Regions from separate parts of the Homo sapiens genome. Here region 1 is linked to region 2. The links are chromatin contacts, found by Hi-C or POLR2A ChIA-PET in ENCODE. All regions are on one chromosome and are shown on one strand. Each heading gives the region's core, a stretch centred on a gene start or an enhancer-like site at or near the end of the contact. The rest is flanking DNA. Distances are from core to core; before and after follow the strand shown. Region 1 has its middle 13 kb from the start of ZNF318. Region 2 holds the start of TBCC (tubulin folding cofactor C).

Region 1 (6,522 bases), core at 977-3,476, 640 kb before region 2:
TTTTTTCTGAGATAGAGTCTTGCTCTGTCACCCAGGCTGGAGTGCAGTGGTTTGATCTCAGTTCACTGCAACCTCCACCTCTTGGGTTCAAGCAATTTTCCTGCCTCAGCCTCCCAAAATGCTGGGATTACAGGTGCCTGCCACCACACCCAGCTAATTTTTGTATTTTCAGTACAGACGGGGTTTCACCATATTGGCCAGGCTGGTCTTGAACTCCTGACCTCAGGTGATCCACCTGCCTCGGCCTCCCAAAGTGCTGGGATTACAGGTATGAGCAACTGCACCCGGCCCCTATCTCTTAAAAAATGAAAAGAAAGAGAAAGAGAGAGAGAGAGAGAAAAGTACGAAATACAAACAAGACATTGATGAAGGCAAGAAGGTAAAATAAATAAATAAACAAATAAATGCAATTGAAAAGGAAGACATTAATCCAGTGAAGTATTTTTCTTTGGCTTAATAGCAGAAAACAACAGATATAACACACATCAATCTACACTGTCTCATGGTTACATGAACTTTCTGACTCTGCTACAAGTTAGCACATAGGGATCCTGACCCATCTTACCATCTCACAAGATATGCTGGCCCACTGAACTCATGACATCAAACTAATAGGGCATATGGAGTAAAAAATAGCAAGTATCTTACACGCTTTAGGAAATATATGTATACCGGAAGGTAGGGAGGTTCAAGTACAAAGGCTTTTCACTTCACTGATATTTCTTGATGTTTAGTGATCTTGCATACAGGTGCTCCCTTCAAAATGAAGGACAAGTTGCTTTACTTGTGCTACCTACCCCTAAACCAAAAGAGTCACATCACTTAGGTGAATTTAGAGACAACATTGATCATATTTGGGTTACTGCTCTGACCTCCTTATCTGGTCACTTGAAATGAAGCCATACTTGAGTGAGATTCAGAGGAAGAAAAGGTTCTCCAGCTGGTCCAGTCTGCAGTGCAACTTAGTCCTTGCGATCCTTATAATGTTCAAAGTGTTTGTGGCAGACTGAGGTACTTTATCATCTATGGCATGTCCTGATAGAATAATCATAGCAGAGGCCCTCTGAGCATGCCTTTTGGCAGGTAAATATTCTCTCTTTGAGAATCAGCTCTCAGCTTGCTGCTGGGCCACGGACACAGCATGATCATGGAACCCAGCATGATCACAGCATAATCATGAACTGGCTATCATCTGGTCTTCCTAGGTATAAAGCTGGTTCATACCTAGGACATGGATCCATTATCAAGTAGAAATGACATACACAAAATGAGGCCACAGCAGATCCTGAAAACACAAATGGCTCCTAGCACCCACACCACTACTTCTGCTGCATTGCTATTTCATCTACCACTATAACCAATGAAATGGGCCTTGTTACCAGACTGCAGTGGAATAAAGTCATGATTAGTTTGTAGCTGTCTTCACCTAATGTGCTGGCATTAGAAAGAAATGGGCTGCTGTGATACTGTGGCCCCCAATCAAGGGTGACCCTGAAGGACACTGAGGATAGTCAGGACTTCAAGAAATACAACTACCTGACCAGTTTTCCCAGAAGGAGAAACAGGTTAAGAGTCTACACTGATTTGGCCGGGCCCGGTGGCTCATGCCTGTAATCCCAGCACTTTGGGAGGCCGAGGCAGGTGGATCACGAGGTCAGGAGATCGAGATCATCCTGCCTAGCATGGTGAAACCCCGTCTCTACTAAAAAATACAAAAAAAACCCCAAAAAAATTAGCCAGGCATGGCGGCACGCACCTGTAGTTCCAGCTGCGTGAACCTGGGAGGCAGAGCTTGCAGGGAGCTGAGATCGCGCCACTGCACTCCGGCCTGGGTGACAGAGCGAGACTCCATCTCAAAAAAAAAAAAAAAAAAAAAGAGTCTGAGGTTAATGGTTTGGCTAGATGATTAGGGAGTTAGAAGTGATATTAAAATGAAGTTGGAGAAGTATAATGTGGAAGAACTTCTTAAAATGGTTCCCAAATGTGACAGTATCTGTCATGATTCAGTTGCAGACCACAGATACCACTCTACTTAATTTAAGGGAGAAGGGCGTTATTACCAGGGATCACGTGTGGCTTACACAATATTTGTAAGGGGTAGGGGAAGAAGCTTTAGGTGGAGCTTGTAAGAGCACTCCCCACACCCAGAATCTCACTGATTCTGCTATGCTTGGGTAAGCTATGGCTTCCACTGCAGGAAACCAGCAAATCAGCACGTCGGTAACCACAGAACCACACTTCCTCTGTCATGATTCACAGCAGCAAAGTGAATACTTCATATCCTGCCTCTTTCTCCACATCACTCAGTTAACTGGGTTTCACATTCAAGTCTCATGGGAATATACCTGATTGGCAAAAATCTCAATTACACCTGAAACCATAACTGTAATAGGATCTGAGAAATACAGCTTTTATCTTTCTAGACTCTCAGTATAGAAAGGTACGAAGGAGTTTAGAATGTATGTTGAGAAAACCAGTCTAAGGAGTTTAGAACGTATGTTGAGAAAACCAATCTACTATAATGAGAACATTTGTGCCTCGTGAGTAGAAGAGGGTTATCAACAATCAGGTAGAGAAGATGAACTGCTCTATGGATGGTATCCACCCTTTCCCCTAGTTACACCAGAGTGTGCTGTATGAGCTTGTGAACAAAGTGACCATGGGACCACTGATGGAGGCAATGCATGTTGAGTGTAAAGGCTCAATCACGTGGACGTTCTCACACTAAGATTGACCTGCTACTGCCAGTTTGGACCTCTTCCTTCATGGACAGGGCAGTAATTTATCTTCATTGTAGAAGAAACTTACTTTAAATTTCTATATATTTTTCCTACTCACTGTATTTTTGCCAGCACCATCCAGAAACTTACTGAATGACTCATAAGGCATTCAACATGACATCCCACACAATGATGCTTTTGGCCAAGGGAGTACTTTTACGGTGGAAGAAGTAAGACAGCTGGGATACACAATTCAACTCTTCTGGGATTCCTTATTTAGTTTTATTGTATATTCCAGCTAGTCTTATAGAATAGGCTTACTGAGGTCTTAGTTTTTATTTTGCCAACTGGAGACAACATCTCATAAGATCATAGCGGTATCAGCCGGGTACGGTGGCTCACGCCTGTAATCCCAGCACTTTGGGAGGCCAAGGCGGGTGGATCACTTGAGGTCAGGAGTTCGAGACCAGCCTGACCAACATGGTGAAACCCCATCTCTACTAAAAACACAAAATTAGCCAAGCGTGTTTGGCACATGCCCGTAATCCCAGCCACTCGGGAGGCTGAGGCAGAAGAATAGCTTGAACCCAGGAGCTGGAGGTTGCAGTGAGCCGCAATCGCACCATTGTACTCCAGCCTGGGTGACAAGAGCAAAACTCTGTCTCAAAGAAAGAAAGAAAAAAAAAGATTAGAGTGGTATCCTACAGAATGTGACATAAGCTCTGAAATAGTGACCAACGATGTGGAGCATTTCTCTCATAACCAAAAATATACAAGGGTGGGGATGAGATATATAGGTGAGGTGGTACCTATTACAGTTACACTTGTGGCTGGGCGTGGTAGCTCACACCTGTAACCCCGGCACTTTGGGAGGCTGAGGCAAGGGAATCTCTTGGGCCCAGGAGTTCAAGACCAGCCTGGGGAACATGGCAAAATCCAGTCCCAACAAAAAGTACAAAAAATTAGCAGGGTGTGGTGGCATATACCTATAGTCTCAGCTACTTGGGAGGCTGAGGGGTGGGAGGATTGCTTGAGCCCAGGAGGTTGAGGCTGCAGTGAGCCATGATCATGCCAGCCCGGCCAACAGAGTGGGACAGTTTCTCAAAAAAAAAAAAAAATACACTTGTATCCTTAACAAATTACTACAAACTTGGAAAGTAAAAAACAACACATATTTATTATCTTACAGCTCTGGAGTGCAGAAATCCAAAATGGGTCTCACTGGGCTAAAATTAAGGTGTGGACAGGGCTGTGTTACTTTTGGAGGCCCTAGGTGACAAATCTTGCCTGTTCCCTTGGCTTTTTTAACTTCTGGAGGTTACCCACATTTCTTGGCTCATGGCCCCCCTTTCAAAGCCAGCAATGGCTGGTCGAATCTTTCCCATGATGGAGTGCTCTAATACTGACTCTCCTGCCTCCCTCTTGCTTTTAGAAGGTAACCACTGGTGATTACATTGGGCCCACTTAGATAATAGAGGATCATTTTCCCATCTTCAGGCCAGCTAATTAGCAACCTTAATTCCATCTGCAACCTTAATTCCCTCTTATCATGTAACATATTCATAGGTTTTGAGGATTAAGATGTGGATATCTTTGGGAACTATTATTCTCCCCACTACATCAACTCTGAGCTCTGCTGGTGAGAAATATTCCACCAGTAGGAACAACAGTTTAGGGTGAGATGGCCACTGGCCACTTTGGGTTCCTCACTGCAGTAGATCAACGGGGAAAAAAGAAGTTATGGTAAGTTATGGTATTGAGTCATTAATCCTGATTTTTGTGAAGAAATAAGATTGTAGTTACACACTGGGGTCAAGAGGCATATTGATGGTACAGAGGGGATCCCCTGGGGTGCATCCTCATGAAACCATGATCAGAACTAAAAGTTAATGAAAGACATCTTTAACCCCTTGAACAGGCAGGACCACCAAAAGCTTGGATCTCTCAGAAATGAGATTTGGGTCATATACTGACCAGCTGAGGTTCTGCCTAAAGGCAAAGAGACCACAGAACTAGTAGAGAGGACAGAAGTCATAAATACCCACAGCCTTCTGATTAGTTGTGGAAATGAGAATGGTAGCCTCTTTCCATATTTCTTTCCTTGATTTTTCCTAAATATATTCATATATCTTAACTGATTTCTCTTTTTTCTCTCTCTCTCTTTTTTTTTTTAGTAAATGATGTGTTGGCCGGGCACGGTGGCTCATGCCTGTAATCCCAGAACTTTGGGAGGCCGAGGCGGGCAGATCACTTGAGGTCAGGCGCTCGAGACCAGCCCAGCCAACATGGTGAAACCCCGTTTCTACTAAAAAAAAAAAATACAAAAATTAGCCAAGCGTGGTGGTGCGTGCCTGTGGTCCCAGCCACTCATGAGGCTGAGGCATAAGAATTGCTTCCACCTGGGAGGTAGAGGTTGCAGTGAGCTGAGATTGAGCCACTACACTCCAGCCTGGGTGACAGAGCAAAATTCCATCTCAAAAAAAAAAAAAAAAATATGTGTTGGTGATTGATAACATTACAAGCTAATCTACAAAGATATCAAGACAAGACTGGGCAGAACTAGGAATAGGCATCAACAAGACTCCCTGGGCTTGGAACTGGATGTAGTGACTGCTAAAATCTGAGGCTATTTTGAGGGAGGCAGTAAGTGATTTTCATTTGTATAAGGGATGTCCAAAGCGTGCTGGACAGGAAAATTTTTTTTTGGAAGAGTTAAGTATGGGAAGAAGGATATATGTGGATAACAGGCAGTAGGAGGGATTTTCTGAGCCTTGTTCTTTATAGATTTCCCATCAATACTGTGAACTGCACAGTTTAATTTCAACCACTTTATTTTCTGCTTTTGTTAGCAAGAATTCATTTTTCTTTCTTGCAGCTGGAAACCCTGACTGATACAGGGTCCCAGCCCGTCTTACCCTTTCCTCTCTCTCTTAGCACCTGTCATTTTCTTCTTCCTAAAACACAGAAAGGGTAGATCACTTTATTCTGTCATCCTATGCAAAAATCTCCAATGACAGGGTAAAATCTGGACACCTTACTCTGAAATCCATGTTTCTTACCAGATTAATGCCAAGTTACCTTTCCAAATGCATCTTTGCCTATTCCCTTCTAAAAACCAGCATTCAAGCCAAATTGGCTCCTTACTGCCTTGAGAATCACCAAGAACATCAAAATGTAACTTTTACACAAAGGAGGGTAGCCTTTTTTGGCCACCCAGTCCTCAAAGAAGTCTCCATATACAGAACTCCTGTCTATGACATTGTACAGAGGGATGCAATGCCTCATGATATGCTTTTGTTTTTATTGGTATCTTGAAAGCTACGTTTAAAAAAACCTGTGAGTTTCTCAAAGATAAGGACCATGTTTTATTCATCTTTATGGACTAGAACCTAACAGAGTGCCTGACAGCTACAATTATTAGGGTTTTAAACAATTCAGATACATTTCAGTGCCTTTTTTTCTTTTGGCGAGTGATAGTACTGATATAGTACTAAACATGAAATCTGTTCTTCCACCAAGGGAGGGAAGGGGCAGTCATCTGCTTCATGGGCTAGATGAAGAGACTGAAGAATCCAACTGCTCCTCGTACCAACTTTCAACCCAATTCTACATTTCAGCACCACACCCAAACCCACCTTCAAAAGTCTCTGGGGTGTCTAAGAGGGTCAGAGTTCTGTGTATGAACCATTTTGGTTCCTTCTGGGTTACCCACCTGCATGCCTAAGTTTCAGCTTTTTCTGCTTTGTTGTTAGTTACCTAACACCATCTGTTTTCTGGCTTCCAAAATGTTGTCATCATCCCA
Region 2 (6,273 bases), core at 16-2,515:
CTGGGAACTGGGGATATAAGGAGGAAACCTAGGGTTGGAAGGGCGGGCAGGGTTAAAGAGGTTCGGGAGCTCCGCAGATCTGAGCGAAGCATGCGAGGCTGCCGCGCCCGGGCAGCGGCTGCGTCTCGGGTTCTCGCCCTGCCCGCTGCCTCGGGTTTTTGCCAGTGACTGCGCCGTCTTGGCTGCCCACCCACACCTCGGGTTGGTCCCGACTTTAGGCTAGGCCATTCACTTCCGGTGACAAATCCCTCCCACCACCCCTAGAAATAATGTACCGCTTCTCCCACCGCTTTCCTAAGACCGACCGCCCCAGAGAGCCACGGAGCCCGGGGCTAGGGTCTCACCCCAGCGCGGCCGGCGACGCCCAGCTGCGGAGGGAGTGGCCGGGACCGAGCTCGGGGAGGGCAGGGAAGAAAGAGGAAGGGGGTGTGGATCTCACCTTCCCCCGCCCCCACCCCTCCGACTGCAGCAATTGGCCAAAAAAATAGTAATCCTTTTATGGACTCCCCCAGGGCCCCTCGAACCAGGTTGCAGTGAGGAACCCAGTCTCTCCCATCGCAGTGCCCCTTGCCTTCTCCTGCCCTAGTAACTGCCTGCGGGGATCCAGGAGCCCCCAGGCCGCGCCGAACTGCAGTGGATAGGGGGGAGGGGGGCGGTAAGGATGAGGGCTACGGGGAGGCAGAAATGGGTTGGGGGAAGGGGTGGTGGAAGGGAAAAGAAAAAACCGGAGGCATGCAAGCGGCTCCCCAGCCAGCTGTTCCAGCTGCTGCTTCCTCCGGCGCGGGCCAGGCGGTGCAATATTCCCCCCCGCTCCATCTTTCTCACCACTACCTGTCCCCCCAACCCACCACACGCACTCATCCCTCCCACCCACACCCCTAGTAGCGGATCTCCGGCCTGTAAGGGGGTAGTAGGGAGGAGCTGGGGGGAGGGGGAGGCCTGCGAGTTTCTAACCTTGTTCTTATAAACAAACCCACATGTGCAGCTGCCGCTGCTGCAACTCACCCCACAATCCCGGATATAAGTCCTGCCCCTTTAAGAGGAAAAAAAAGATTCCCCCGCCTGCCTCCCACCCCACCCATCCACAAGAACCTTTGTCTTCCCACCCCCATAGTCAGTCGGCCCCGCCCCATCTCCCCGCCCCCTCCGACGCAGAGGAACCAATAGGCGAAGAAAATAAGGCCGGGGATCTGACATCATCATGTTAGGCCAATCACCGGACGCGTTGGTGGGAGGCCTCACGGACAGCGCGCCCGGAGGAAGGAAGACAAGAGAGAGGAAGCTTGAAGCCAATATGGAGTCCGTCAGTTGCTCCGCTGCTGCTGTCAGGACCGGAGACATGGAGTCCCAGCGGGACCTGAGCCTGGTGCCTGAGCGGCTTCAGAGACGCGAACAAGAACGGCAGCTGGAAGTTGAAAGGCGGAAACAAAAGCGGCAGAACCAGGAGGTAGAGAAGGAGAACAGCCACTTTTTCGTCGCCACCTTTGTTCGGGAGCGAGCGGCCGTGGAAGAGCTTCTGGAGCGCGCGGAGTCGGTCGAGCGGCTGGAGGAGGCGGCCTCTCGGCTCCAGGGGCTGCAGAAACTAATCAACGACTCAGTTTTTTTCCTAGCCGCTTACGACCTGCGGCAGGGACAAGAGGCGCTGGCGCGGCTGCAGGCGGCCTTGGCCGAGCGGCGCCGGGGGCTGCAGCCCAAGAAGCGTTTCGCTTTCAAGACCCGGGGAAAGGATGCTGCTTCGTCTACCAAAGTAGACGCGGCTCCTGGCATCCCCCCGGCAGTTGAAAGCATACAGGACTCCCCGCTGCCCAAGAAGGCGGAAGGAGACCTCGGCCCCAGCTGGGTCTGCGGTTTCTCCAACCTGGAGTCCCAAGTCTTGGAGAAGAGAGCCAGCGAGTTGCACCAGCGCGACGTTCTTTTGACCGAACTGAGCAACTGCACGGTCAGACTGTATGGAAATCCCAACACCCTGCGGCTAACCAAGGCCCACAGCTGCAAGCTGCTCTGCGGTCCGGTGTCTACCTCTGTTTTCCTGGAGGACTGCAGTGACTGCGTGCTGGCAGTGGCCTGCCAACAGCTCCGCATACACAGTACGAAAGACACCCGCATCTTCCTGCAGGTGACCAGCAGGGCCATCGTGGAGGACTGCAGTGGGATCCAGTTCGCCCCTTACACCTGGAGCTACCCGGAGATCGACAAGGACTTCGAGAGCTCTGGTTTAGATAGGAGCAAAAATAACTGGAACGATGTTGACGATTTTAACTGGCTGGCCCGGGATATGGCCTCCCCAAACTGGAGTATTCTTCCTGAAGAGGAGCGAAATATCCAGTGGGACTAAGCAGTTGTCACTCTGTTCTTCACTCCTACCAAATACTTTCCACGTTGGACTTTCCCCCTTATTGGGTCTCGAAGTTTACTTATTGTCACACTGTGTATGTTTTCAGCATTTTAAGGCTAGAGATTGTAATGGGCTCCTACTTGTAATTTCCATTAAATTCGTAACAGGTATAACACTAAAGCATTTTTGCTATTTTCGTCATGCCTTTGAGACTGAGTCTTACTCCGTCCCCCAGCGTGGTGGCGCGCTGGGATTACAGGCGCGCGCCACCACGCGAACTTGTATTTTTAGTAGAGACGGGGTTTCGCCATGTTGTCCGGGCTGCTCTCGAACTCCTGACCTCAGGTGATCCACCCGCTTCAGCTTCCCAAAGTGCTGGCATTACAGGCGTGAGCCACCACGCCAGGGCTTTATTTATTTATTTTTACCACAATAGTTTGAAGCAGTAAGGGGGAAGGAGGGTGATTATATTGCTTTGTAATGGTTTGTGATACTTGAAACATCACGGTGCATAATAAAGTAGGTCTGCAGTAAATACATGGGTTTGTTTGGTGTGTGTGTGTGTGTGTGTGTTTTGTTTTTAAAGAGATGGGCTCTCCTTATGTTGCCCAGGCTGGTTTCGAACTCCTGACCTCAAGCAATTCTCCTGCCTCAGCCTCCCAAAACACTCGGATTATAGACAGTAACCAGCAGTGTCAGGGTATAGATACATATTTAATAAATTCCAGAGCTGAGCCCGGGGGCTCACGCCTGCAATCCCAGCACTTTGGGAGGCTGAGGTGGGCAGATCACTTGAGGTCAAGAGTTGGAGACCCGGTGCCAGGTGAAACCCCGTCTCTACTAAAAACACAAAAATTAGCCGGGCATGATAGTTCACACCTGTAGTCCCAGCTACTCAGGAGAACTGCTTGAACCTGGGAGACAGGTTGTCGTGAGCTGACATCACGCCACTGCACTCCAGCCTGTGTGGCAGAGTGAGACACTGTCTCAAAAACAAAAAACCATAGGTAATTCCTTTGTCCCTAGACATTCAGTTCCTTCGGAGAGCCATCACTCTTTACGTGTTTCTTTTTTTTTTTTTTTTTTGAGACAGAGTTTCGCTCTTGTTGCCCAGGCTGGAGTGCAGTGGCGTGATCTCAGCTCAGTGCAACCTCAGCGTCCCTGGTTCAAGTGACTCTCTTGCCTCAACCTCCCGAGCAGCTGGGATTACAGGAGCCCGCCACCATGCTCGGCTAATTTTTTGTATTTTTAATAGAGAATTTCACCATGTTGGCAAGACTGGTCTTGAACTCCTGACCTCGGCTGATCCACCTGCCTCAGCCTCCCAAAGTCCTGGGATTATAGGCGTGAGCCACTGTGCCCGGTCCTTTTTTTTTTTTTTTTCCTTTGTTTCTTTGAGACAGGGTCTGGGTGAAGGACCTTCTGGGCTCAAGATATCCTCCAACCTCAGCCTCCCAAGTAGCTGGGACTACAGGTGCACCCCATCACCCCCGGCTAATTTGTGTATTTTTTGTAGAGAGGGCTTCATCATGTTGCCCAGGCTGGTCTCGAACTCCTGAGCTCAAGCAATCTGTCCCCCGTGGTCTTCCAAGTGCTGGGTGGTGGTGCGTGTTTGTAATCCCAGCTACTCGGGATGCTGAGGCATGAGAATCCTTTGAACCTGGCAAGAAGAGGTAGCAGTGAGCCATTACTGTGCCATTGCATTTCCAGAGCAAGACTCTGTATAAAAAAAAAAAAAAGAAAAAAAAGAAAGGGGGTGGTGCCAGGCGCGGTGGCTCATCCCTGTAATCCCAGCACTTTGGGGGGCCAAGGCAGGTGGATCACCTGAGGTCAGGAGTTCGAGACCAGCCTGGCCAACAGGGTGAAACCTCGTCACTACTAAAAATACAAAAATTAGCCGGGCATGGTGGCACACACATGGAATCTCAGCTACTTGGGAGACTGAGGCAGGAGAATATCTTGAGCCCAAGAGGCAGAGGTTACAGTGTGCTGAGATTGTGGCGCTGCACTCCAGCCTGGGCGACAAGAGCAAAACTCCATCTCAAAAAAAAAAAGAAATTTTTGGGTCTTTGCCAGTTTGATGGTTACAAAATATTACCTTCCTCTACTAGTAATGGTAATCATCTCCTAACTCATCTCCCCATCTCCAATTTCTGAACTATTCTGCATACAGCTACTAAATTAGTTTTCTTAAAGTATGTCACTCCTGATCTAAAACCTTCTGAGATTCTTATTATCTGATAGACTTCCTGGCCTGGAAGACAAGCCCCTCCACCATCTGTTTCAGCCTACTGTTCTTACATGATGTTTTACTGTTTCATCACACACATTTCATGCACCAGCTAGTCTGAACTAATACCCATTAATCAAACACAATGTCAGGGCTCTGGCAGGAAACAGATGGCTTGCTCAAAATGGATACTTTGAGAAGAGCTTAATACAGGAGCTATTTACAAAGCTGTGGGCAGAGTATAAGAAAAGCAATTAGAGATGGTACAATATCTGTTACCATCCTTAGGGCTGAAGGGACAAAAATGTTACCTGAATGCAGAGAGAGATAGACAGTTATTGAGCTACCTGACAGGAGTTTCAGTCCTCAGTGGAGGGATGCTGCCAATCCATGGTGACCTGGCAGGGAGAGAGCCATGGGACTTAAACAATGTCATTCTCTTTTATTGGTGCCTCCCGTTGGTAGAGCCCAACTGGAAATTTCAGGGCAAAGAAGTCTGCTGCCGCAGTCCATATGAGTCAGCTCCCAGGATGTAGAACAGCGTGGAGAAAAATGAAGAATGGATCTGGAGGAGGAAATGGAAGACACTAAGGGCAGGCCAGCGCTGTGGCTCATGCCTGTAATCTCAGCACTTCGGGATTGCCTTGGGATTTGCCTTGGGAGGCCAAGGCAGGTGGATCACCTGAAGTCAGGAGTTTGAGACCAGCCTGGCCAACATGGTGAAATCCCGTTTCTACTAAAAATACAAAAATTAGCCGGGCATGGTGGCAGGCGCCTGTAATCCCAGCTACTCAGGAGGCTGAGGCAAGATAATCGCTTGAACCTGGGAGGAGGAGGGTACGGTGAGTCGAGACTGTACCACTGTACTCCAGCCTGAATGCCAGAGCGAAACTCCATCTCAAAAAATAAATATTCAGTGCAAATAGTTTTTGCCGTATTTCCTGGCCTTTTCTCGAGCAGTGCCCACACAGATTGGGTCCCCATGCACTTGCCAAAATTTCATACAAGACAAATGTCACTTCCTCTGGGAAATCTGGGATTTTCCTTAGTCTCTTTTGAAAATGAGGCATGGGCCAGGCTTGGTAGTTCATGCCTGTAATCTCAGCATTTTGGGAGGCCTTGGTGGGAAGATCACTTGAGCTTAGGGGTTCAAGACCAGCCTGGGTAACATAGGAAGACTCTGTCTCTACAAAAAATACAAAAATTAGCTAGGCATGGTGGCACACGCCTGTGGTCCCAGCTACTCAGGAGGCTGAGGCGGGATGATTGCTTGAACCTAGAGGTCAAGGCTACAGTGAACTGTGATTGTGCCACTGCACTCCAGCTTGGGCGACAGAGTGAGACCTTGTCTCAATAAAAAAAAAAAAATGAGGAGGCCAGGAGCGGTGGCTCACGCCTGTAATCTCAACACTTTGGGCGGCTGAGGTGGGCAGATCACTTGAGGTCAGGAGTTCGAGACCAGCCTGGCCAACTTGGTGAAACCCCGTGTCTAGTAAAAATAGAAAAATTAGCTGGGCATGGTGGTGTGCACCTATTATCCCAGCTACTCGGGAGGCTGAGGCCTGAGAATCACTTGAACCCAGGAGGCAGAGATTGCAGTAAGCCTAGATCACGCCACTGCACTCCAGCCTGGGTGGCAAAGCAAGACACTATCTCACAAAAAAAAAAAAAAAAAAAGGAAAAAGCTTAAAGAGAAACCAAGGAACGA

What was found. A loop is a pair of places that touch in the nucleus more often than their neighbours do. ChIA-PET counts read pairs that join two places held with the same protein, here RNA polymerase II (POLR2A). Pooled maps may share reads with other maps.
Region 1: a pooled map shows a loop between it and region 2 (15-fold over the local background). The contact joins the enhancer-like site here to the promoter of TBCC in region 2. A Hi-C loop is called at or near these places in 7 of 50 pooled maps. POLR2A ChIA-PET finds 5 or more read pairs at or near these places in 2 of 52 experiments (GM12878 and endothelial cell of umbilical vein).

What each region holds. Positions count from the first base shown.
Region 1 is chr6:43,379,600-43,386,121 of GRCh38, reverse strand. No RefSeq gene overlaps it. Among named protein-coding and RNA genes, the nearest start is that of ZNF318, 13 kb to the right of the region's middle. RefSeq lists an enhancer at 2,444-2,623. Within about 2 kb of position 2,226, at least 9 of the 41 ENCODE cell types and tissues checked have a DNase peak (open chromatin) inside an H3K27ac peak, as active enhancers do; they include GM12878, where a contact is called at or near this core.
Region 2 is chr6:42,741,095-42,747,367 of GRCh38, reverse strand. It overlaps TBCC (tubulin folding cofactor C), which reads left to right and starts at 1,265. Exons shown (of 1, transcript NM_003192.3): 1 at 1,265-2,870. The coding sequence starts at 1,295. The coding sequence ends at 2,335. It also overlaps a transcript of BICRAL not described here. RefSeq lists a silencer at 207-266 and enhancers at 209-1,172, 1,237-1,446, 1,477-1,556, 1,617-1,776.